Regions from separate parts of the Homo sapiens genome. Here region 1 is linked to region 2. A link is a loop called in an ENCODE intact Hi-C map of the cell type or tissue named here. Cell type or tissue: OCI-LY7. All regions are shown on one strand.

Evidence for each region. A loop is a pair of places that touch in the nucleus more often than their neighbours do. Peaks named below come from ENCODE experiments on the same cell type or tissue, not always from the same donor. Only the 100,000 strongest peaks of a DNase experiment are listed, where the experiment ranks them.
Region 1: it touches region 2 in a loop (3-fold over the local background); 15 of 110 quality-filtered maps call a loop at or near these places.

Annotation. Positions count from the first base shown.
Region 1 is chr1:46,724,179-46,726,678 of GRCh38, forward strand. No RefSeq gene overlaps it. Among named protein-coding and RNA genes, the nearest start is that of EFCAB14, 6.3 kb to the left of the region's middle. In OCI-LY7, CTCF peaks have their summits at 1,260 (motif pointing left) and 1,470; a DNase peak (open chromatin) is centred at 1,243.
Region 2 is chr1:46,552,331-46,554,830 of GRCh38, forward strand. All of the region lies in intron 3 of MKNK1-AS1 (MKNK1 antisense RNA 1), which reads left to right. Among named protein-coding and RNA genes, the nearest start is that of KNCN, 1.9 kb to the left of the region's middle. In OCI-LY7, a CTCF peak has its summit at 1,381; no DNase peak of the experiment used is centred here.

The DNA of each region.
Region 1 (2,500 bases), 170 kb after region 2:
GTTCACAGCATTATTGTGGGCAGGGGTGAGGACTGCCCCTCCTGAGATTCTCCTTCTATTCCAGGCACATCCTCTTCTGAATTGCTGCAAACTTTTGTGTCTCTGCCAAGTAGTGGTCTCAGTTTCCCCATTTATGTGTCTTTAGCATCCAAAACAGGGCCTAGTGCTCGGGAAGGGATGGGAATCTTCTGGGCCCGTTTGCTGAATTAAAAGATGAGACGCTAAAGACTCTAAAGAGTTCCCAGGCATTGCCCTTCATCTTGATGATCCTATTTATCCATCCATCCATCCATCAAACCCACCCTGGGTGAGCCCCTACTGTGTGTGAGGTCCTGGAGAACATCAGTAATAGTCAGGTTCTGCCCTACAAGAGTTCCCAGGAAGCAGGCGATGCTGTCTCCCCCTATGCCCCATGCCCCCCACCCTGTAAATGTCATAGAAAGGTTTATAGTGGGGGTGGGGTGGGGGGAGGAGAAGCAAGCCTGGAGTAACTAGCTTTATTTTAGGGTGATAATAAAAATCCTGGGAGTAAAGAATCTGTACTGTGACCTCCCACCCTCCTGCCCATGCCTCCACTCCTGTCCCTTTCCCTGGGGCTTGAGCTGGAGTGGAGGCTGCAGCTGGCTATGGAGGGAGCCCAAGGCCAGCACCCCTGGGTTTGAATCTGAGCCTCTCCACTCACTAGCTGTGTGACCTTAGACCAGTTCCTTTTCCTCTCTGAGTCTGTTCCTCACCTGCAAATTGGACCTAACAGTGCTGACCTCCTGGCAGTTCCTGTGGTAAGAATGAAATTTAAATGGTGAACGTTAAAAGCCTTCAGGGGAATTGCTAAGTGCACTGAGTGGACAGGGAGGCTGGGAATGGAACCTCTGAGGAATCCATTTGACCTAGAAAGCCTAAACAGCACAGGCTGGGAGAGAAGGTGATTGCATCATGAAGGCAGGGCTCTTCTGACTGAGGAGGGGTCTGTGTGCATGTGTGTGTGTGTGCACGTGGACCTGTGCTCCTACTATCAAGGCTGGGTGTTTGTGGATGGAATACACAGTAGGACATGCTGAGTCAGCAAGGCCGTGTGAGAGACCCCCTAGAGAAGGCTGCCTGGGCCCTCCTGAGTTCTCTTCTGAGGGAATAACACTGGCTCTGTGTTTCTAAGTCTAGCTGCAGCTCCAGTTCCATCTGCTACCAGCCCCTCTCTACTTAAGACTGGCACTACGGAGGTGAAAAGAGAGGCACAGCTTTGTGCTGCCCTCTGCTGGTTTCTTGGACACTGTGCTTCTTAGATGGGGACAATTTCCATGCACCCAACTCACCTTCGTTAATCCCTGTGTTGGATGGTGGGGACACACAGATGAGGTCCATTTCTGCTGTGTGTGTGTGCGTGTGCGTGTGTGTGTGTGTGTGTGTGAGAGAGAGAGGAACAAAGTGTGATCAACAATATGATACAAGATGCAGAAAAGATAGGAATAGCGTGAAGGAAAGTTTTCAAAAGGTAATGATCCTTTATTCATTCATTCATTCATTCATCTGTCAAATATGTATTGTATTCCAAGACCTAACCTTTGTGCTGGAGCTATAACATGGAACAAAATACACAAAATTCCTGCCTGCATGGACCTTACCTTCTAATGAAAAGAAACAATTCGTAAGTAAGACAGATAGGTAAATTGATAGTGTTGGTTGATGAGTACTATGGAGAAAAATGAAGCAGGAATGGAGGACAGGGAGAATTGTTGGGATGATTGCCAACTCTTGTGTAACATTTGAGTAAAGACCCAAAGGAGAGGAACTTTATCTTCTGAACGTGACTGAGTAACTGGCATTGGACTTTCTGGCCTGCATAAATAACTAGACAACTGGATAAGTGTATGAAACAACTATTTAGACAACGGACAATAGTTAGCATGGAACTATGATCCCTGAGAGAAGGAAAACAAGCAAAGTGAGCCTGAAGACAACCCTAGCTTTCTGTTTGAAGGCACTTTTGGGCAGAGCAGGGAGGGGAAATCCAAGTAGATCACAGGGGTCTTTTTGTGTTGAAGTTAGAGATCTTGACATTAGGAGGGTCTGTGGCACTATAATTTCCAGGGAAGAGTACCAGAGAGGAAGAAGCTACTCAGAAAAAGAGCTTCAGAAATCTGTATAGAGGTCTCCCTTGAGTCCTTGTCTAAATACTCATGAGTATTTATATGCATGAGTTGTGCATGCATATAATAAAACTCCATAAGTGTGGGCAAATGAAAACTACTGGGGAGCTATAAGCTGAACAATTTTCAGAGTTCAGACAGGGCTGAGAGACATTCATGTTACAGTTGGAGAGTGAAGAGAACTTATCGGACACCCACAACATTCAGTAGAGGCCTCAAAAGGGTCTTGGTAGTAGGGCTAAACTAGCCCTAAAGTCTACTTTAGCACCATCCTAATAAGTCTTAAACACAAGCCTTACAAGGAACAAGCTGATGATCAAGTAAGTTAACTCCTACCAAAACAAAACAAAATTCAA
Region 2 (2,500 bases):
GAGAAGAGGACTTGGTAGGGGCTAGGTGCCGGGAGTGGGAGGCTGGGTCATGGTTGGTGCCTTCCCATCCGCTGAACTGAGCACCTGCACCCAGCCTGTCTGAGTTACTTGCAGGATGCCCCACCCCAAGGCTGGGCAGTGGTCACCAATGCAGCCTAGCCCTGAGCCCTGCCCCGGCCCCCAGTTCCAGCCTTTATCATTCATTGCGTTATTTGGCCCTTTATGGATTGGGGACCCCCCAGTCTCAGAATATGGCCCCGGCCTGGCCCTGCACCTGGGCACAATTCCTAGGGTCCCATAATCCTGCTCGGAGTCCCGTCGCCAGCCTCCCTGGCCTCTCTTTGGATGCCCCCTCTCTGCACTGCATCTGCAGTCTCATATTGCCAGGCTCAACTTCTTGTTCCTCCACCTGCCTCCATGGCTGCCCTGTTCTTGTTCTATCTCCTCTGTAGGCTGAGAGCCCCTTGAGGGCAGGTTCCAGGAGTGAGCTCCCCAGAATGCTGTGGCTGGGAGGGACCTGAGCTAGGCTTCTGAACATGAGGACAGAGTTCAGGGAGAGGGCTTGGACTGCACAACCACCTCCAGTCATCAAAGAGGAGGGCTGTGGACACAAGGGAACCTCTGTCTCTAACAAGAGGCATTCCTTGTATGTGGAGAAGGGGGCCTGAGAAGGCCCAGGGTCACCTGAGTTGGAGCTTCGGCTCATGATGAGTCTGTAGAGAGGGGTGACTGCAGCACACAGATGGGCCCTGGACTGTGTTCCTGTTCCCCACAGAGGGAACACCCCTGGAGCTGGGCATTCCCCAGCCACGGTGCTGCTGCCAGCATCTGCTGTGCCTCCTGCCTGGATGAGATCTGATTATTCCTCTAATTAGGCATCAAATCATAGCCCATGTCTCTGTCACACATAATTGATCCCCCACTGACTTAGTTTTAGAAGGAGCCACCAAAATAATTGTCCATGAAACGTGTTCCTTGCTCCTCTCAAAGTCTAAGGCTGAGGGCGACTCTCTCACACCCTCACCAAGATAGAAGCTCTTGGGGCCGCGTTTTCCACCTCGCACTATGGGGCTCGGGCCAGCCATTCCACCTCCCTGAGCCCACTGCCTTGTCTGGTGATGGGGATGGGGGTGGCAGAGGCACCTGTGCACTGCTTCAGATCTCAGAAAACACTGTGATCTCAAAGGAGAGGCACGTTAAGCCTTTTTCAGTTCCAAGATCACAGAACCAGGGCCGTCCCAGCTCTTCATATAGGTGGGGAATCCAAGACATGGGGAGACAGAGGAATTGCCCCAGAGTCCTCATGGATTCTGCCCCTCTGGGAAGTACTCTGGCCTATCTGCCCCTGAATTTCAACACTGTCTTAGTTGAGGTGGGAGGAACTGGCAGACCCACCTTCAGAGGGAGACATTGAGTTAAAAAATTAGTCAAGGGACCAGGCACTGTGGGATTACAATCCCAGCACTTTGGGAGGCTGAGGCGGGAGAATTGCTTGAGGCCAGGAGTTCAAGACCAGCCTGGGAAACATGGTGAAACCCTGTCTCTACAAAAACAAAAATTATCCAGGCACAGTGGTGTGTGCTTGTAGTCCCAGCTACTTGGGAGGCCGAGGTGGGAGGATCGCTTGAGGAGGAGGTTGCAGTGAGCTGAGATCACACCACTGCACTCCAGCCTGGGCGATGGGTGTGAAATCCTGGCTCAAACAAACAAACAAAACAAAACAATGAAAATCAGTCAAGGCCTGCCTCTTTCCCTCAGGACCAGGAGTGCATCATTAAAGGTTCCCAAAACAGTTGTGATGTAGAGAGGGAGGCCTGCCAATTCTTTCCTCAGTTTGGGCTATATCATCTCTGAAAAAGAAAATGTGTGTCCTTGAGTGACGTGCTCAGAGCAATAGGTAAGTGAGTTCAGGAACCTCTCTGTGAGCCATGCTGAGAGGGAGGCCCAAGGCACCAGGGCTCCATCGCCCCACCAACCCTCCACCCCTCCCAAGGATTGGAGCCTCCCCGCTGAACCTGGGTGCTCTTGGAGGCCACAGTTCTCAGGCATGGCAAGGCCACGGGCACATTGCTGAGTTCCATCACCCAGTCTCTTCTCTCTGTCTCCTGCTGAGGCAAGGACTGTGGAGCGTCTGCCCATGCTCCTTCCTTCTCAGTGCACCAAGTCCAAGTGTGGCGTGGGGGTGGGGAGGAACAGTGGGCGAAAAGGCCCCAGTTTGGTTTGGTTCTGTTTATTTTCCTTGAGGGGTGAGAACCCTGGAAAAGAGCGTGATTAATTCACCAATCCCCCGGGGGACAGGTAGCTTTCTTGGACCATTTGGAAGCTGAAGTCAGGGAAGTGGCTTCCAAGGCAACTGCTACCATGGCAACAAGAGTGCCAGCCTTTGGGGGACCTTGCTCCTCAGCCCCCTCCAGACCTGAAGCGGCTGGAGTGCTGGCATGGGACCAAGGCACCACTATTCATGGGGCTGGGTGTGGGAGGGCAGTCGGCCAGGAGGGAG